Linked DNA regions of Homo sapiens: all the other regions are linked to region 2. A link is an interaction called in ENCODE POLR2A ChIA-PET data of the cell type or tissue named here. Cell type or tissue: MCF 10A. All regions are shown on one strand.

The links. ChIA-PET counts read pairs that join two places held together with the same protein. Peaks named below come from ENCODE experiments on the same cell type or tissue, not always from the same donor. Only the 100,000 strongest peaks of a DNase experiment are listed, where the experiment ranks them.
Region 1: POLR2A ChIA-PET joins it to region 2 with 12 read pairs; 13 of 35 experiments call an interaction of 5 or more read pairs at or near these places.
Region 3: POLR2A ChIA-PET joins it to region 2 with 15 read pairs; 16 of 35 experiments call an interaction of 5 or more read pairs at or near these places.
Region 4: POLR2A ChIA-PET joins it to region 2 with 11 read pairs; 3 of 35 experiments call an interaction of 5 or more read pairs at or near these places.
Region 5: POLR2A ChIA-PET joins it to region 2 with 12 read pairs; 18 of 35 experiments call an interaction of 5 or more read pairs at or near these places.

The regions. Positions count from the first base shown.
Region 1 is chr3:48,193,017-48,197,016 of GRCh38, forward strand. MIR4443 (microRNA 4443) reads left to right here and starts at 3,548; the gene lies at 3,548-3,600. RefSeq lists an enhancer at 3,209-3,738. In MCF 10A, a CTCF peak has its summit at 1,586 (motif pointing right); DNase peaks (open chromatin) are centred at 1,595 and 1,825.
Region 2 is chr3:48,267,008-48,271,007 of GRCh38, forward strand. It overlaps ZNF589 (zinc finger protein 589), which reads left to right. Exons shown (of 4, transcript NM_016089.3): 4 at 908-3,983. The coding sequence ends at 1,779. Among named protein-coding and RNA genes, the nearest start is that of ZNF589, 28 kb to the left of the region's middle. In MCF 10A, no CTCF peak of the experiment used is centred here; a DNase peak (open chromatin) is centred at 1,544.
Region 3 is chr3:48,434,111-48,438,110 of GRCh38, forward strand. It overlaps CCDC51 (coiled-coil domain containing 51), which reads right to left. Exons shown (of 4, transcript NM_001256964.2): 2 at 707-1,026. The coding sequence starts at 1,018. Among named protein-coding and RNA genes, the nearest start is that of CCDC51, 4.0 kb to the right of the region's middle. RefSeq lists an enhancer at 673-1,515 and silencers at 2,002-2,101, 3,830-3,879. In MCF 10A, a CTCF peak has its summit at 2,045 (motif pointing left); a DNase peak (open chromatin) is centred at 2,051.
Region 4 is chr3:48,400,591-48,404,590 of GRCh38, forward strand. PLXNB1 (plexin B1) reads right to left here. Exons shown (of 38, transcript NM_001130082.3): 38 at 3,264-4,000. The coding sequence ends at 3,896. Among named protein-coding and RNA genes, the nearest start is that of PLXNB1, 27 kb to the right of the region's middle. In MCF 10A, CTCF peaks have their summits at 452 (motif pointing right) and 653; DNase peaks (open chromatin) are centred at 481 and 1,831.
Region 5 is chr3:48,445,130-48,449,129 of GRCh38, forward strand. It overlaps ATRIP (ATR interacting protein), which reads left to right and starts at 1,608. Exons shown (of 13, transcript NM_130384.3): 1 at 1,608-1,963. The coding sequence starts at 1,717. It overlaps ATRIP-TREX1 (ATRIP-TREX1 readthrough), which reads left to right and starts at 1,650. Exons shown (of 15, transcript NR_153405.1): 1 at 1,650-1,963. It also overlaps a transcript of CCDC51 not described here. RefSeq lists a silencer at 1,553-1,912. In MCF 10A, no CTCF peak of the experiment used is centred here; a DNase peak (open chromatin) is centred at 1,592.

The DNA of each region.
Region 1 (4,000 bases), 74 kb before region 2:
CGAGGTCAGGAGTTCAAAACCAGCCTGGCCAACACGGTGAAACACCATCTTGGCCGGGCATGGTGGCTCACGCCTGTAATCCCAGCACTTTGGGAAACCGAGATGGGTGGATCATGAGGTCAGGAGTTCAAGACCAGCCTGGCTAACATAGTGAAACCCCATCTCTACTAAAAATACAAAAAATTAGTGGTGCGTGGTGGTGGGCACCTGTAATCCCAGCTACTTGGGAGGCTGAGGCAAGAGAATTGCTTGAACCTGGGAAGCGGTGGTTGAAGTGAGTGGAGATGGCACTACTGCACTCCAGCCTGGGTGACAGTGCGAGACTCCCTCTCAAAAAAAAAAAAAAAAAAGAAAAGAAAGCCCCATCTCTACTAAAAATACAAAAATTAGCCAGGCATGGTGGTGGGCGCCTGTAATCCCAGCTACTCAGGAGGCTGAGGCAGGAGAATTGCTTGAGCCGGGAGGCAGAGATTGCAGTGAGCAGAGATCAGGACACTGCACTCCAGCCTGAAAGACAGAGCAAGACTCCCTCTCAAAAAAAAAAAAAACCCAAAAAACAAAACACAGTAAAACTCCTCAAAAAAGTTGTCTCTAATTTCTCTCCTCACATTTTCTCTTGGACCCACTGTCATCAGACATTGATTTTCCCCACTCCATGGAAGTGGCTTTTTTTTTTTTTTGAGATGGAGTCTCACTCTGTCGCCCGGGCTGGAGTGTGGCAATCTTAATTCACTGCAACCTCCGCCTCCCACCTCCCAGGTTCAAGTGATTCTCCTGCCTCAGCCTCCCGAGTAGCTGGGATTACAGGTGTCCGCCACCACGCCTGGCTAATTTTGTATTTTTAGTAGAGATGGGGTTTCACTGGCTGGTCTCGAACTCCTGACCTCAAGTGATCTGCCCGCCTTGGCCTCCCAAGGTGCTGGGATTACAGGCATGAGCCACTGTGCCAGGGTGGAAACGGCTTTTGTCAAATTCTCCGGGAACCTTCATTTTGCTGAATACAGTGACCAATTTGCAGTCCTAGCTTTACTCCACCCAGCAGCCACCCATCATCCTCACTGCATGCTTGGCCACTCCTAGAAACATTCGCTTTGCTAGGTTTTCAGAGCACCACTCTCAGATTTTCCTCCTCTCTCCAGTTGCTCCTAAAAAAGTAAAAAAAAATGATGCCGTGGAGAGGTCATGATGGAGGGAAGCTATTGGCCTCTGAAGGTGGGAAGCAGGCATCCAGGCATAGCAGGAGAGGCCGGCCCTGGACTTCCTGCAGGAGCTGGGAGCTCCTTCGGGGCACTATGGTCCCTTGTTCCCAGCAGCAGCATAAAGCCTGGCTCATGGCGACAAGGAGAAATGTTTGTGGAGTGAATAAAGAATAAGACTTTGAATGTTATCCTGAAGGCAGTGGATTTAGAAAGAGTCTCTGAGAAGCCATCATTCCTCCCCTCCTTTTCCCCATGGAAGATAGACTGGATTATGGCTTGGGGTGGTGAGGTGGGTTCCTAGGGTTCTTTTCTCTTCCCAGAAGGTTGAGGAAGGACTTTTCATCCCACTCTTCCCATCGGAGGGCATTGATGTAGCACCCAGGAAGGCCACCGGAGGGCACTATATTCCCAGGAGACCATTATTTGGGAACGAATTGAGAGTTGCTGGTAGAAAAGAATAAAGCTTAGCACACGTGTGAGAAACCAAATACACCCCTCTTTCTGGGATGTTTCCAGAGCCTTCTGCAAGGTGGGACATGCTCAGGGCCAGGAGCCTTACACCTGTGTTGTTGGTCTCAGCTGGCCCTTTATCTTATGTTGCAGACTCTTTTTTTTTTTTTTTTTGAGACAGGATCTCACTCTGTCACCTGAGGCTGGAGTGCAGTGGTGCAATCTCTTGGCTCACTGAAGCCTCAACCTCCTGAGCTTAAGTGATCCACCCCCCTGTCCTTCCCAAAGTGCTGGGATTACAGGTGTGAGCCAGCCTGGCCTGTGGCAGCCTCTTGACGACTCTTGGTCTCAGTTGTACCCCTCTAGAAAATGGGAGTAATGGCCGGGCGCGGTGGCTCACGCCTGTAATCCCAGCACTTAGGGAGGCCGAGACAGGCGGATCACGAGGTCAGGAGATCGAGACCGTCCTGGCTAACACGGTGAAACCCCGTCTCTACTAAAAATACAAAAAAATGAGCTGGGCGTGGTGGCAGGTGCCTGTAGTCCCAGCTACTCGGGAGGCTGAAGCAGGAGAATGGCGTGAACCCGGGAGGCGGAGCTTGCAGTGAGCGGAGATCGCGCCACTGCACTCCAGCCTGGGCGACAGAGTGAGACTCCATCTCAGAAAAAAAAGAAAAGAAAAGAAAATGGGAGTAATGGCCCCTGGCAGGTCTCCCACACAGAGGCATCAGCAAGAGAAAACAGAGTAAGTAGTAGAGATAGTGGTTGAAATAAAATGTACCGGAGAAATTCCTGGGGTTGGCCAGGTGTGGTGGCTTATGCCTCTAATCCCAGCACTTTAGGAGGCTGAAGCAGGAGGATCACTTGAGCCTAGGAGTTCCGGACCAGCCTTCGTAACAGCGAGACTCCGTCTCAATATTTAAAAAAAAAAAAGAAAGAAATTCGAGGTGTTGCTAATCCTCACTGTCCCCCTCACCCCACCCCTGTGCTAATTGTGTTTCTGCATCTATGGTTAGTTCATTCCTCTTTACTGACACACACTACTGAGTGTATGACGCTACACACATGAACACTGCTTTTTTTTTTTTTTTTTTGAGACGGAGTCTCGCTCTGTCGCCCAGGCTGGAGTGCAGTGGCGCGATCTCGGCTCACCGTAAGCTCCGCCTCCCGGGTTCACGCCATTCTCCTGCCTCAGTCTCCCGAGTAGCTGGGACTACAGGCGCCCGCCACCACACCCGGCTAATTTTTTGTAATTTTAGTAGAGCCAGGGTTTCGCCGTGTTAGCCAGGATGGTCTCGATCTCCTGACCTCGTGATCCGCCCACCTCGGCCTCCCAAAGTGCTGGGATTATAGGCGTGAGCCACCGTGCTCGGCCCTGAACACTGCTTTGAGTGGTGTCCAACCTTAACGTTCTGTGGAAGGTGATTCCCCGGTAGATGGAGATGATGAGTTAGGTCAGAGCCAGTGGGCAGTGAACGGAGGCCACTGGGGTGGTAGGGAGCCATAATAGGTTCTGGAATCGGGTGAGGATTTCATTTCAAAGGGCTAAGTTTTCTTGTGAGGTTTCCTGGGGCCCTCCTTCTGGAAGGCAGAGTTCCTAGGCAGCATCTGAGCCCTCCTTACAGCTTATACCTGGGTGCTGTGCCCCTGCACAGAACAGACTCAGAGGAGAGGAAACACCCTGTGCTGGGGGCTGGGAGGGGGCTGGAGACCTGCGCAAGCTGGACCTGTGCTGTCTTTGCTCAGTCCCGGCCTTTCTCAATCCTTGGGCCTCTGGTAGGTGAATTGTTCCTGGATTCCTTCCTGTCCTGGTTGAGTTAGAGCCTCTTGCACCATCCTGCTGATGGCTGGTTGATATTAAGCAAAGTGCAGTATGGGGAAGGATAAAGGGATGGCATGGTGGGGGTTGGAGGCGTGGGTTTTAGAACCTATCCCTTTCTAGCCCTGAGCAATGCTTGCCCCAGAAGGAGTTGGGGCTAGGCCCATTCCAATCCTTCCAGCCTAAGATCCAGACTCCAAGGCATGCCCCAGGCCTCCTGGGATGTTTGTATGTTCTGTGAAAATGGGAACAGATTTGAAGAAATCAGGGTTAATCAGAGTGAAACAGGTTCCTTTTCTGTGGCATTACTCAGTGCCTTTAGCAAGTGGTGTATTGTGAGTCTTCAAGAAACAGCAGGAGGGAGGTTTCACATACTTCCTTGCATGAGGAACCCTTTTCACAGAGAATTTTGCAGACCACTGTTCCATAGAACACACTGTAAGAAGTTTCCATTTCATCCAATGCAGCCCCCGTGTTCATTTCACAGAGGAGGAAACAGGAATGCATAGATGGGAAGGATCTTGCCCCTTGT
Region 2 (4,000 bases):
GTAGAATGCAGTACAGAATAGTATTGAAGAATGTGCATAGGAAGCCTTCATTTGAGTTTCCCCACTCATAAGTAGATATTTACTAGAGGAAGATTACATGCCAAGTTCTACCAGAAGTGAGGATTCATCAGTGGAGAAGACAGGCACAACTGACTTAAAGAAGGCTGGCTCTTGGTCCTCCAATCCAAGACCTGCTCTTCCCTGTTTTCCACAAGTCGGCAAATACAGTAATGTTACCATTTAGCTGCACTTTCCTAAGAAATATCAAAATTAAATTGCAACTGTTTCTAACCAGCTGAAGATAACAAACAACCATGAACTTTTTGTAATCCAGGAGGCCAGACCCTTTATCAGCCTAACTGAAGACCCTTGCCTAACTAATAAATAGAAGAATTTTTTTTTTTTTTTGAGACGGAGTCTCACTCTGTCGCCAGGCTGGAGTACAGTGGCATGATCTTGGCTCACTGCAACCTCTGCCTCCCGGGTTCAAGTGATTCTCCTGTCTCAGCCTCCCGAGTAGCTGGGACTACAGGCGCCCGTCACTCCACCCAGCTAATTTTTGTATTTTTAGTAGAGACAGGGTTTCACCATGTTGGGCAGTATGGTCTCAATCTCTTGACCTCGTGATCTGCCCGCCTCCGCCTCCCAAAGTGCTGGGATTACAGGCGTGAGCCACTGTGCCCAGCCCTTTGTATTATTCATATTCTTGCAACTTTTCTGTATATTTGAAATGATTTCCAAATCAAAAGTTTGAAGAGGTTGAATGAAAATATAGGTCCTGCACAGCACATCTTGGGGAGAAAGACTTTAATCATTGAGAATGATTAATGGGCCAGGTCTTATCATAAAACAAGAGCCCAGTCAGCCCTTCCTATGACTCTTCTGACTGGAAACTTTCTTTCTTCAGCAGAATCAAAGCCAGAAGTCCATACCTGCCCTTCTTGCCCTCTGGCCTTTGGCAGTCAGCAGTTCCTCAGCCAAGATGAGCTACACAATCATCCTATTCCAGGTTTCCATGCAGGAAATCAACTCCACCCAGGAAATCCCTGCCCAGAGGATCAGCCACAGTCACAACATCCTTCTGATAAAAATCACAGGGGGGCTGAAGCAGAAGATCAACGAGTGGAAGGAGGCGTCAGACCCTTGTTTTGGAGTACAAATGAAAGGGGGGCTTTAGTGGGTTTCTCTAGCCTGTTCCAGAGACCACCAATAAGCTCTTGGGGAGGCAACAGAATATTAGAGATACAGCTCAGTCCAGCCCAGAATGCAAGCTCTGAGGAAGTAGACAGAATTTCCAAGAGGGCAGAAACCCCAGGGTTTGGAGCAGTCACGTTTGGGGAGTGTGCACTAGCTTTTAACCAGAAGTCAAACCTGTTCAGACAGAAGGCAGTCACAGCAGAAAAATCTTCAGACAAAAGGCAGTCACAGGTGTGCAGGGAGTGTGGGCGAGGCTTTAGCAGGAAGTCACAGCTCATCATACACCAGAGGACACACACAGGAGAAAAGCCTTATGTCTGCGGAGAGTGTGGGCGAGGCTTTATAGTTGAGTCAGTCCTCCGCAACCACCTGAGTACACACTCCGGGGAGAAACCTTATGTGTGCAGCCATTGTGGGCGAGGCTTTAGCTGCAAGCCATACCTCATCAGACATCAGAGGACACACACAAGGGAGAAATCGTTTATGTGCACAGTGTGTGGGCGAGGCTTTCGTGAAAAGTCAGAGCTCATTAAGCACCAGAGAATTCACACGGGGGATAAGCCTTATGTGTGCAGAGATTGAGGCCGAGGCTTTGTAAGGAGATCATGTCTCAACACACACCAGAGGATACATTCAGATGAGAAGCCTTTTGTTTGCAGAGAGTGTGGGCGAGGCTTTCGTGCTAAATCAACTCTCCTCCTACACCAGTGGACACATTCAGAGGTGAAACCTCACGTGTGTGAGGAGTGTGGGCATGGATTTAGCCAGAAGTCGTCGCTCAAATCACATCGGAGAACACACTCAGGGGAGAAGCCTTATGTGTGTGGGGAATGTGGGCGGGGATTTAGCCGGAGGATAGTCCTCAATGGACACTGGAGGACACACACGGGAGAGAAGCCTTACACGTGCTTTGAGTGTGGGCGAAACTTTAGCCTCAAGTCCGCTCTTAGTGTACATCAGAGGATACACTCTGGGGAGAAGCCTTATGCATGCACGGAGTGTGGGCAAGGCTTTATCACGAAATCACAGCTCATCAGACACCAGAGGACACACACAGGAGAAAAGCCTTATGTCTGCGGAGAGTGTGGGCGAGGCTTTATAGCTCAGTCAACCCTCCACTACCACCGGAGTACACACTCCAAGGAAAAACCTTATGTGTGCAGCCAGTGTGGGCGAGGCTTTTGTGATAAATCAACTCTCCTCGCACACGAGCAGACACATTCAGGGGAGAAGCCTTATGTGTGTGGGGAATGTGGGCGGGGATTTGGCCGGAAGATACTCCTCAACAGACACTGGAGGACACACACAGGAGAGAAACCTTACGCATGCATCGAGTGTGGGCGAAACTTTAGCCACAAGTCCACTCTCAGCTTACATCAGAGGATACACTCGGGGGAGAAGCCTTATGCATGCGTGGAGTGTGGGCAAAGCTTTAGGAGAAAGTCACAGCTCATCATACACCAGAAGATACACTCGGGGAAAAGCTTTAGAGGTGCAAGGAGTGAGGATGTGATTTTAGCAACAAGTCAGCCATCAGCCACACCAGCGGAAATGCTTAGGGAGAAGCCTTGTTTGTAAGGTAATGTGGACAGAGCTGTACGTGGACATCATTACTTGTCACGTGTCAGAGGACACACTCGGGAGAAACCTTCATGGAGTGAGAGTAAGGTGTTGGCTGGAAGTGGCCCCTTAAGAGATACTTGGAGTCAAATCTATCCACTGTACGCCCACCCCACTCTTGTTCTAAGAGCTTTGGGGACAGTCTTTTGACCCCTTACATTCCTTTAGATGTGAAGATGACAGAGATCTAACTTCTGAGAGCAGAGGTGTCAAGTGACGGTCCCCTTGGAGGAATGGTCTTTGCATCTGACTACTTCCTTCTGCAACTGTGTTCTTCCATTAGCTTCCATGACACTCTCCTGCTTTATTTTTTTCTACATCTCTAGCCTTTGCTGTTTCCTCTCCTACCCCACCTTTAGATTTTACTCAGAGTTCAGTCTCCAGCCCTACAATCTGAGGGACACCTTTACCAGGTCCCCTTCCTAACCCTCCAGTCCCAAATCCAAGATTCTTTAACCACACTCTAAAAGTTCTTCAGACTCAGGACTTAAACATAGCCACGCCACCTTGGCCTTCAATGACAGGGATCTAGCAATGCTGCATCATCAGCCTTCCAATACCAGGTTTAAGGGTATTTTAAACACAGCTCCTCTTAAATCCTCCAATCTCAGTACCCAGTGTTTTAGCCATGCTCGGGTGGCTAAATTACATCCAGGAATGGTGCCAGGGCCTTTAGCCATTTGTCTCTCCTCACACTCCAGGGCCCATATGGCCCAGGTTCTGACAGTTTGCCTTACTCCCTTGGGCTGGGGCTAGCCCTACCTGATACCCTGTGTCAATGAGTGTACCTTGGAGAGCTATCCACTCAGGCCCCAGTGCCTCTATTTGCTAAGGGACTCTGCCACAGAAAAGAAGGGGAGAGATGTTCATGTAACCTCAAAATACTTAGGCTTGGTTTTGATGCTAGAGAGGAAAAAGGACTTGGAGAGAGAGAAGGAATGGCTGGTCCAGAGGCTTTTGTCCACTCCCTCTCACTGGAAGTGGTTGATCTCCAGGGAATCCCCAAGGTTAGCCTGCTTAGGGGAAGGGCTAGGGGTACCTGGAATGTAGGATCTCCCCCATGCCTGGCCTACCACCCTAATGTGTCTGGAATTGGTGGGTTCTTGGTCTTGCTGACTTCAAGAATGAAGCCGTGGACCCTCACGGTGAGTGTTACAATTCTTAAACATGGTGTGTCTGGAGT
Region 3 (4,000 bases), 170 kb after region 2:
AAACTTGAAAACAGCTAACAATGCACACAATTTGTGTCCATCAAACCTGTGTTGGTAGGCTGTTTCCCGTGTGTTGCCTTATTTATGCCTTATAACAATGCCATGAAAGGCACTGCTGTGGCCTCCAGTTTATAAACCCAGAAACACCAGCTCAGCCAAGCTCACAATCTCCAAGGAAAGAGATGGCACTGTTTGTCTCAAAGTCCCAGCTGAACCCCAGGTTCTTCCCACCACGCTACACTACTACATGCCTAAGCAGGAGTGGGAACAGAGATGACAGAATGCATTTCTGCCACCACAAAGGACTTGACAACCACCACCAGCTCTTTCCACCTCACACTGTGACATTTCCTAGTGCCCTCTATCTTCACAAAAGATGTTGTAATTACACACAGTAACAGTACCGCAGCAAGCCCCACGTAACTCTCACCATCAATCCCCAAATGGTCCACAAAGGAAGTATTTGCTGGCCTCACAGAGTGGATGTTAGTGGCCAGGGACTTACTGGTACACAGTAACTGTTTTCGGGGAAAGTAGGTGGCACAGTTACATGGAGACCTTCACCCCAGAAGCATCAAGCCCAGGTTTCCACGTGAGAAATGAGGCTAAACACAAGTCTGGATGTGGCTACCCAGCACCACGTGACTGGTTTGGCACATTTCCCAAGTCAGAGGGCGGGGCCAGCCACCCCAGCTCCCCTCCTCACCTCTGTCACCTTTCCCTGGGCCTCTCGAACCTCGTTGAGTCCAACAAACTCTTCATATCTGTCCCACCAAGTCTTGGCTGTGGAGGTCGCTCGTTGCTGAATGCTGTGCCCCAGGGCTCTTCCCAGTGCTGGGAGGCGGTGGTGCAGCCCCAGGGCCACCTCCTCAGGTCTTTTCTCTCCGGGCTGGCTTGGGCCTGGGCTGCAGAGAGTCCTGGTCATGAAGAGGTCCCTTCCAAGGAGGCCCCTCCGAACCAGTACGTGGGGCACACCCACGATGTGCTGCATGGCAAACCCAGGGCTGCGCCCCATCATCCTGAGATCTGTGAGGGGGACGCCAGACAGGTCAGCTCACAGCTGAGAAAGGCTGGACATAAGTCAGTTTTGAGGCCTAGGGACAGTTCTGAACAGACTAATCCCCACTCAAATCATCTAAACTGAGCACCACCCTGTTGGGCCCAGAGACTGTGGCCCCTGTGGCAAGAGGATGGTCAGGCTCTCCTCTGGGTGCTCTTGGACAATGGAACACAGTTGGGGACGAGCCTCTAGGATGCCATACCTTCCAGTGCCCGCCACCATGCCACACAAAGCGGACCCTTCCCTGCTACCCACTTCCCTACATCCTCCAGGTCTCTCTGCTGTGACTTGAATGAGAATCCTGGTGCCCAGGTTTCTGATGTCAAAGACAGTTTTTAAACCAGACTTGTACACATGCTGACAAAGCCCCACAAAGACGCATAAATACTCCCTGCAATGTTGTGGAACTCAGGGGAATTCAGGAAGACTAAGATCCAGGATCATTTCTGTAAAACAGCCTCAAAACCAACTCCCCAGACTCTCCAAGGACTGCCTCAGCACAAGGGAAGCAGAGTTTCAATTCTGTGCAAGGACCTAAGGACACAGGCCATTTGTGACCCAAGACAGAAAACTCTCAGCTCTCCTCTAAGATAATTCCAGGGGCAAAAAAAAACAAAACAAAACTGTTTTTGCCACAGAGGACTTTTCTTAGGTTCACGCCATACAACTCCGCCCCCAGACTTTCCAGGCTACCAACTCTCAGTCTCACACTTCACGACTTCCATAAGCTTTCTCTTTCCTCTCCAACCTGCCATTGCTCAACAGGTTAGGTTTCTCTCATCTTTCCCTTTTCCATCTTGCTTTGATGTTTGGGCCTGCTTCTCATTACCTGGACAGCAGGGAGTCTCCTGTTATCCAGAATCAGGCCTCACCTGAGCCCAAGAGTGCCAGTGACTCTGAGGACCCCAAAGAGGTGGCCAGGTGACCCATTTTCCCAGAAAAAGCTGAGCCAACAGCACCCTCCTCTGGCCAAACCACACCTCAAAGTCCCTAAGCACTGATCCTGGCTGTGAGAGCGACACCTGGTGGCCAACAGACCACGCCACAGAGAGAAAAGCAGAGGGAGCTGCAGACAGGAAGGAACTGAAGGAGCTCCAGATACAGAATAGAAAGGGGCTTCCTGATGGAAGGTGATATGAGACAGAGGCTCCCCACAGCACCCTAGCCTCCTCTCCATCATGCTGTGCTAAGAACTGTCTTTGGAGAAGCTCAGCGGCTTTGAAAACACAGCTGGTTGGGTAGAAACATGTCTTCTGGGCAAAGTGGGCCTGAGCTGAGAGCCGCAGAAGGGAACTTCACTGTGACAGTGATCCCAAGCTGGTGCCACACCCAAACCCCTGGGCCCCCTTCATAAGGCTGGGTTCCATGCCCATGAGGGTGCATACCATCCAGGCCCCAGCAGCCCAGTCAGACTCCCAGGCCTCAAGGCCAGCACCCATGACACACAGGCTGAGATCCTATAACACCCCTGCAGGTGTATCCTTCATCAGACAAAGCATGCAGTGTCCGCCATGGCTGGCACCACTTTCAACACCCTCTCTTCCCAACATCACTGCCCCTCTTGGCTTCCTCCAACCTTCTCAGCCTCCTTTCCCAGCACCTCCTCTACTAGCTGCCCATTTTTAGACCCCAGCAAAGTCACCCATTCCTGGCAGAGATGACAGCTACTGTCTCCTATGCAATCTCGGCTTTCTCCCCTGCCGTCCCCCACCCCCATGTTCTGCACATGGCAGCCCAAGGCCCTGTAACACAAAAATCAGATTACATCCCTCTGATCAAAATCCCCCAACAGCTCCCATTTCACCTGGCGGTGGCCAAGAAATCCTGAGACCTCTCAGCCCTCATCCTCTTCCTTCTACTGCCATACTCTGCTCCAGCCACCGTGCTGGTCTGTGCCCTGCCACCTTGTCCAGCTGGATGACTCTTCCTCCACGAGTCTACTCGGCTCACCCCGACATCTTCATCTTTGCCCAAATATCACCTCTCAGTAAGGCTTCCTTGACCACTCCCTCCCCAGCTACCTTCTCTGCTTTATTTTTCTCCTGATGGATATATTTCCTTATGTGTTGCCTATTCTCTCACTAGAACATAAGCTGGGTGACAACAGACTTCATAAGGGAATGTGGCAATAATTCCCATGTGGCAACTGGAGTTGTTTCTCCACTCCAGTCCCTCCCCTCAGCCTCTCCACCATCCCACCAGCCCCCAACCCTGGGCCCTGTTTCTCAGCCCCCAGGATGTCACCACTTAGATGTTTCACAGGCCCCCCAACCAGCAAGGAGAAGAATGTTCCTGGCAAAGAGAAAAGGTGGAAAGTGCTTGAGGTCGCCCAAAACCTGAAAGGCAGTCAGTGCAACTGGAAAGCAAAAGCAGAGAAGAGTGGATGGAGAGGCTGGATAGGTGAAGCAGGGCCCTGAGGGTCAAGTTCGGAATCCTGCCCCTTCAGATCCATTCTCCCGCTCTATGTAGATGGCTGTCTCCTACCAACTGCCCCTTCCTCAAGCCTCTATCATCTGTTCCTCATCTTCACTTCCAGCTGATGGTCTGCTTGCTTCATTTTCCATCAAGAAAATAATAAAAAGTTGGAAGAGAACTTCCACAAACTCCCACCATACCTTCCCAACCATCAGTAACTGCCCCATTTCCACCTCCTCTCTTGATCCTCAGGATAAAAAACCCATGCTTCTAGGGAAAACCAACCTGTGCCCCAGGTCCCAAATCCTCTCTCCTCCTGAGACATTACTCAGTAATTGATCTGACACCCCCCCACCAGCAACTGCCCCATTTCTTTGGTTTCCTTTATAACCAAACTCCTTGACAGACTGCCTGAATTCACTGTTTCTGTTCCTCTTCTCTGATTCCGTCCAGCTCCCTCTGATCTGGCCTTCACCTGCTCCTCCTTCACATGCCATTTTTCACTCGGTTTCCAGTCCCCACTCA
Region 4 (4,000 bases), 130 kb after region 2:
GGCCTCCCAAAGTGCTGGGATTACAGGTGTGAGCCACTGTGCCCGGCTGTTTTCTTGACTAGTCACTCACTGTTATCTCAACTATGTCCTAAGACATAGCTCACCCTAAAACCAGAATTCACGTTAAAGACAGGGTAAGATTACTCACTAAGCTCCAGCACTACTGAATTCCACTGTTGTGATTTCTCTCTCTCTTTTTTTGAAGAGACAGGGTCTCACTGTCACCCAGTCTGGAGTGGAGTGGCATAATCTTTCACTGCAGCCTCAAACTCCTGGAGTCCAGCAATCCTCCCACCTCAACCTCTTAAATAGCTGAGACTACAGATGTGTGCTACCATGCCCAGCTAATTTTTAAACAGTTTTCGTAAAGATGGGGTCTGGCTATCTTGCCCAGGCTTGCAATTTATAGAGCTCCAGACACCCTCATTGGTAGCTGCTTCTGATAAATTCCACACTATGGCCAGAAGATGGCAGCAAACCACCAGCTTCAGCCACTTACCTGTGGCCCAGGACACCGGACCAGGTTTCCAAAATCTGAGCTTCACATTCCTAGACCTCCAGAGGTTCTCTTCATGGCCACCTGGACAACTGGCAAACCATTCTGTTTCCTTACACGTGCACATATCATCCAGATAACTGAAACTCTTATCAATAAAACCCCAACATCACAACCAGGGCATAAATTCTCTTTCAAACATCATGGTGATATCCTTATCTTAGATTTTTGGTAAACATTTGGAATTGGATAAACCATCATCCTTAATTAAGACAGAGAACACTTTTTTTTTTTTTTTTTTGAGATGGAGTTTTGCTCGTCACCCAGGCTGGAGTGCAGTGGCGCGATCTCGACTCAGTGCAACCTCCGCCTCCCGGGTTCAAGCGATTCTCCTGTCTCAGCCTCCTGAGTAGCTGGGATGAGAGGCGCCCGCCACCACACCTGGCTAATTTTTTGTATTTTTAGAAGAGACGGGGTTTTGCCATGTTGGGCAGGCTGGTCTCAAACTCCTGACCTCAGATGATCCGCCTGCCTCGGCCTCCCAAAGTGTTGGGATTACAGGGGTGAGCCACTGCGCCTGGCCGACAGAACACTTTTAAAGAGAGATCCATAAAACATCGCCAGTCAGCTGACCTAGGTAGTTTGGGGTGTATTTGTTCTTCAATGTGGCATCCTTAGGGAACCTGGTGGAGGAAACACATGCATCAGCAGCCATTGGTGCCAAGCAGAACACAGCTAGGTTCCCTGTATCCCCCAGCACCACCCAGAGTCACCTGTTGGCACTGGCCAGTGGGATCCAGGTCCTGACCATTTGGAAGGTTTCAGGTGGCTTCTAAGAATTCCAACATTCATCAGCATAAATTCAGCTGTTATCTTAATTAGCACGATTATTTCAGTATCAGAAAATTAATAAAAATATAGAACTCCTGGGTCATGTAACCATTTGGACAATTATTCCAACTTTTAAGTTGGTGAAAACGCTTTTTAATAAAGCACATCACTCCATAAAACGCCTTAAGGAGCCCCGGGTGGTAATGAGAAACAAAGGCCCTTTGTATGCTAACAGGTTTGTGAAAAATGTAATAATGAGGGCACACTTTCGTTGCAGTCTTAATAAAAATTAGGAAAAGATTGATCAAACTGAATTACAAATGTTCTATGCTGAAATTGTGGTCATGACCCAAGTTAAGCGATCACAAATTCTTGCTGGTGTTGGAATCTCCATTCTTGGTCATGGTTTGGAGTGAAGACAGAATTTCCTATCTTCTTGTGCCAGGTTTTTCTTCTCTATGTCTGTTATTATAACAATGTTCTGTGGCGGCTGAGCCATGACTCAGTGAGTGACTCAAAGCACGTTCAGTACTCACCCCTCCCGCGGGCACGTGCCCAGGCTTGCAGGCACATGGCCCCCCTCTCCCGGGAGCCTTCACCTACCCCTAAAACCTGCAGGGGCCTGAACCTGGAACAGAGAGGCCTCTGGAACAGAGGCATGGCTCTGTCGAGGTCTGTGGTGCTGACCAAGGCTGCTTCCCTCTGTGTCTGCTTGAAGTCCACCCTCAAGTGGATTTCCCATCCACCCTGCTCCCAGAGATGGTCAAGATGGAGACCCATTCCATGGTCTCCAACGGGAAAAGTCAGGACCATTCTGGGTGGCTATGAAAACCTGGCCAGAGCATCCAAGCTCACATGCTCCCAAATGATGGCACCTGGCTGCTGACCTGACTGTGGTCCCCACATCCGGCAGAAATGGGAAAGAAGGGACAATGGAGCCACAGCGAAGAATAGCAGCTATGACTACCCCCGGCACAGACAAGACCAACATGGCTCCTTAGGGACAAGGACTTTGTGGATTGTAGGGGCAACCCTACAGTGGATGGCTTTATTTAGGGCCAAAAAAAGGCAGGGGATAGGAGTCCTCCTGGAATTCTATCAGTCTGTCTCTCTCTAAACACTCAATGAAGACCTCGAGGGGAGGTTGTGGTCTCTGTGCCAGACGAGAGGAAATGCTAAGGGTCACTGGGTTATGGAGGATAAGCAGAGGGCCAAAGGGATGATCCCTCTGAAGGCCTCAAGGCTGAAGGGCCTTCCTCTCATCTGCCAGGCAGAGCTGCCACCCTATCTCTTCTGTTCCATGGGGGGCTGGCCTTCTGCTAAGGCCGAGGGTGGTCTCAAGTCAAGAGGAGTATCAACCCCCTGCCCTACAGACCCAACTAGCAACATGAGACCAGATAAGACAGTCTCCAAGCTCACCTCCAGGTACAAATCAGGAAGAACCATATAAGGCGGCCTTCATGGAGGCAGACAGTTTAGGAGCCGGCCCTAGGATGCCCTGATTTGGAAGGCAACACAGAAACCCTAAGTCCAGGAACAGGACCATGGAAAATGGCCCTCGAGACCCCCTCTGCCTAGAGTTGCCTGTAATTATGTCATCCTTTCCTAGTCCCTTTCAAGATAAATAGAACATGAGTGGAGAAGTGAGAATACGCAAACTGCAGATAAAGCAGGCCCCCTTGAAGAGACTGTAGACCCCTCTATCTCGGTCACCCGCCCTGCCCCAGATGGGGTTCTTCCTTCACGGAAGCTTTGACCCCACCAGACCCTGCCCAGGCGTCAAGGAGAGCCTCAGCCAGCCCTGCAGTCTGGGATATGATGGGGAACCATGAGACTCCCCAAGAGTATAGATACCACCTCCCCCTGGTACCTGCTGGGCATAGCTGCCGTCCTCCTAGTAGCCAGGGGCTAGGCCGGGCTCACACATCAGACTCAGTGCAGTGTGTTATCCTTTAATGAAAAGCTGGGTCAATGGAGTCACCACTCTCCCCAAGACCCCCCTGCAGCAGATAGCCCTCACCATGGCTACCTATGAGGCAGGGCAGCCCTGTGGCAGCCAGCCCTGCTGAGGGGTCAGTTTGTAGTGGCCTAGGAGAGGCGTTCAACTCTTAGACCTAGGATGTGGCAGCAGCAACAAGGCCAGAGGCAGCTCAACTGAGGTCAGGGATGGTGGAGGAGGCAGACAGGAAGCATGGGGCTCTCCTCCTTCCTCTCCGAATCCCAGTGTGGCCAAGGCCAGTGTTCAGGAACAGTACAGTCTCCCCAGGGGCCTGGAGTCTCTTCCAGCCACTCTCTGGAAGCCCTTAGTCCCCAACTCCCTGCAGACCGGTGTCACAGGGTCGCTGGACTCGGGGAGCAGGCTGGGTACTACCCCATGAGCCTTGAGGCCCCGGGTCTAGGAGGTGGATCCAGCAGGGCCGAGGCCAGAGCCACCAGGAGACTGGGAGTCACCTTCCACTAACTCTGCTTGTCAGTCACTACAGGCACCTAAGAAGGTGGCCTCTCCTCCGAGCTTCCAGGGCTGCCCAGGCCAGGCTGAAGCAACAGCAGGCCGTGGCTCCTGGGTTCCTATAGATCTGTGACCTTGTTTTCCACAGCAGCTGCAATCTGCTGGAGCCGATAGCCCAGCTGCATCTTCTGGGCCGTGCCATCCTCCTCCAGGGCAGTGATGAT
Region 5 (4,000 bases), 180 kb after region 2:
ACCACTGCACTCCAGCCTGGGAGACAGAACAAGACCCTGTATTTAAAAAAAAAAAATTAATTCAGAAGCACAAGTATTTGGATTTCCCTCCCAGGCCCTTAATACAATTATGTTAATAATGCTCAGCTTTCTCTGAGAATATTGTCGAAGAGCGCTCTGGAACCATTATGAGACTGCTAAATCAAAACTAGGTTTTAGAATATTGAAAACTTTCATGATTAATGTACTAGATATTAACGCGGGAGAGGGGGCAGGGGGAAGCCTGTGTTGGTCCTCTCCAGAAAGTTGCACAGCCAGTAGCACCCTTCAGTAGGCTTCAGGCATTCCCTGTGGGGCCTTGCTAGCTGGCACCCAGCCGTATGCTGCTAAAACAAACCTGAGCACCAGTGATTCACACTGTTCCTGAAAGCAAGTTACTTGGTGGAACCTATCCCTCTTTAACAAATGAACAGTCCTGTCTCTTTCCAGGACCAGAGTCCTGCAGCAATTAAGCATGCAACACTTGGGAAGCTATCTGACGGAGACTACCAGTTGCTCCAAAAAATTTTAAACTCCTTAGACATTATAGGCCCTGATAGCACTCTCTTTTTCATTTACTCTTTTCATTTAATGCTTTCACAAATATTCCTAGGACACTCACAGGTGAAGTTTGGCACTGAGCAGGTAAGGCTGAAAGAGTCTTGCTCCTGTTACTCTCCATTGCCAAATTCTCTATTGCGGCTAACTTCTGCACACCACAGCTGCCCAATAAAATCTGTCAGGCACGCAAGCCCACCTCAAATTGCTGCTCCTTTGTGAAGCTTTACCTCTGTTCGCCACCGGTAACTCTTACCTGGCCTTTGTGTGGCCTCCCTTTCAATGTAGAATTCTCGTGTTAGTCTTATGTGCCAGCCTCCTACCCCTCTATCCTGCTAACTTGACTCAACTTGTAGGACAGCGCAGGTGCCATTTACAGGGGGACTTCCTTGACCTCCTGAGCCCTATTCTATACAACCAGAGCTTAGGAAAAAAAAACAGTCCAGCACTCAGAGGAATGGATGTTAACAGCCTGAGCAGCTCCCACCCCCTCCCACACAAGAACAGCTCCAAACATCATTCCTCCTTGGACTTTCCTCCTCCCTGGGCCTACCTCAAATGTACACATGTGAAACATTCACTAAACCCGAAGATGTCTGCACACGACAGCTCTATTCATACTCCTCACCCAACAAATTCCACTCTCCTCAAGAAAGCCTAGGGGTTTGTGGGAGGTGGGTCTGGCGGCAGAAGGAAAGCGAGGTCACGGAGACCACATCCCTGAATGATGCCTGGCTCGACTCAAACGCAACACGCGTGAATGCTAGGGCAGGCTGCTCCTGCGCGGCCCTCCTCCACGGAATGCCAGGGAGGGAGCGCAAAGCCACCAGCGCGGCGGAGCTGGTGCGCCTCCGGCCCGCCTCTCCGGTAACGGGTCGCGCCGCACTGAGTCCTTGCAGCAAACCTGCCGAATCCCGCCCGTGGACCTCTAAACACCGGGCGGGGCCGGGTGTGGCGGCGCGCTCGGACGTTCGTCATTCCTCCGCGCCCTCCGCCTGCCAGCTGATTGGCCCCTGGGCCAGGGGCGGGGCACTCGCGGCGGAGGCAAGCGGCGGCGCGCGGACGGTTGGTCCAGTTCTCCGGCCTGGCGGCAGGCAAGTCTAGCTCGGCGCTGTCGGATACTTGGGGTGAGCGGAAAGCATGGCGGGGACCTCCGCGCCAGGCAGCAAGAGGCGGAGCGAGCCCCCGGCGCCTCGCCCCGGCCCGCCGCCGGGCACCGGGCACCCCCCGAGCAAGCGGGCCCGGGGCTTCTCCGCAGCCGCTGCCCCGGACCCTGACGACCCGTTCGGCGCGCATGGGGACTTCACTGCCGACGACCTGGAGGAGCTTGACACCCTCGCGTCACAGGCCCTGAGCCAATGTCCGGCCGCGGCTCGGGACGTGTCCAGTGAGTGCTCCTCGCGGCCTTTTGCTCGGAGGGAGTTGTCAACCGCGCCAGATCCCCTTGATGGCTGTGGCTTCGGAACCTCGCGGCCAGCACTGCCTTTTCGCCTTTTTAAAATATGGGAACACCCTGATTTAAGCAGCGGTTGTCTTCCAGAAGGTCCTTTGATTTTAGGGGGAAATGCATTAGCCAGGTCAAACAGCCGATTTGAAACACAGAAGGCTAAGTTGACATTTTACGTTATTTTCTAAAGTTTAGGCCACTTGGTTCTTGGTTCTAAGCAGAGATCCTTGGAACACACCTACCACCACCATCAGAACCATCACTACCCATGCATGGGGACCCATTCTTGTGACAAGTTTGAGCGGCTTTAGATCTTATGAAGCCCACTGTCTCCCTTGGGCAGTGTGAGCATGGGAGGAGCCAGACACAGGCAAGAGATGAAATAAATTTATTCTTTTATACAACCAGTAAACTGTGCTAGGTGCCCAAACGTGAGGAACTGCAGCTGACCTTACAATGAACAAAATACAAAAACTGTCCTTCATGGAGCTTACATTCTAGTTGAGGAGTGAGTGAAGTCTTGAGGACTCCCAGAAAGAGAAATGTTTTGAGTGCACCTTGCATCTGTACTTGGGTGTCTCAAGGCACCTTAAACTCAACACGATCATTTCCTGGAAACCCAGTCCTCCTCCAGCACTTCTAGCATGGTGCCGGCAAAGCAGACATTCAGAGAATGATGACCAGATGTTCCACAAGGAAGTAACTAGCACGACTCTCCATCCAGTGGCACAAAGCGACTCTTCCCCTTTCCTTGACTCTACATCTAATTTATTTGGAAAGCATGTCAAGCTTACCTTCTTAATCCTTCTCTGGAGTCTATCCTATTCACATTGCTTCTACCAGCTGCCTGATCTGTGTTACCATGAGTCCTCTCTTGAACAATGGTCTGCTAAATTGGTTTCCCATTTCCAGTCTTGACTCCCTACAAGTGAGGCTTCACATCACATTCTGAGTGATCTTTTCAAAACTCAAATCTGGCTGTGTCTTACACAGATATACGTGAACACCCTTTTTTTTTTTTTTTTTTTTGACGGAGTCTCACTCTGTCACCCAGGCTGAAGTGCAGTGATGCCATCTTGGCTCACCACAGCCTCTACCTCCCAGGTTCAAGAGATTCTCTTGCCTCAACCTCCCGAGTAGCCTCAGCCTCCCAAGTAGCTGGGATTACTTGTGCCCGCCACCATGCCTGGCTAATTTTTGTATTTTTAGTAGAGACGGGGTTTCGCCATGTTGGCCAGGCTGGTCTCAAACTGCTGACCTCAGGTGATCCACCCGCCTTGGTCTCCCAAAGTGCTGAGATTACAGGTATGAGCCATCCGCACCCAGCCATGAACACCCCTAATGAAAGCCCTTTAATAATTTCTTATTTCTTCTAGTGTGAAGACCAGAATCCTTAACATGGCCTGAAAGGCCCAGCCTGGTTTGGCCCTTTCTCACTCTCTGGGTCCTGGCTGCACTAACATTCTTTGAATTCTCTCTGCTTCTTTACAATACAGGAACTTTATACATTGTTCTTTCTTTGTACATTGAGTATACTTTTCATTCATTCATTTCCACTCATCTGGTTAATTCCTACTTGTCCTTCAGCTCTCAGCTCCTTCAAGTCTTCCCTAGGGAAATGTTCCAATCATCCCACTTAAGTCAGATTGCTGTCATATTATAGGCTTTCCTATATTTGTTCTCTTCTGCAGTTCTTAATCACAGTTGTAATTTTACATTTATCTGTGTGATTATTTGTTGAATGTCTTTTAAGCTCTGTGAGTGTAAGGAAGTATCAATTTTGCTCACTATTGTACCTGTAGAGCCTAACATGCCTGGCATATTGCATGTGGTCAGTAACTATTACTGAATAATAAGTAGATCATTGAGTTCTGGCCAATGAGATCTCCTCAGGCTTTAGATGAGACTCTTGGAATTGGATGAAGGATAGGGAAAGAATAATAGGATCTGTTGTTTTAGAAGGATCATTTATGAGTT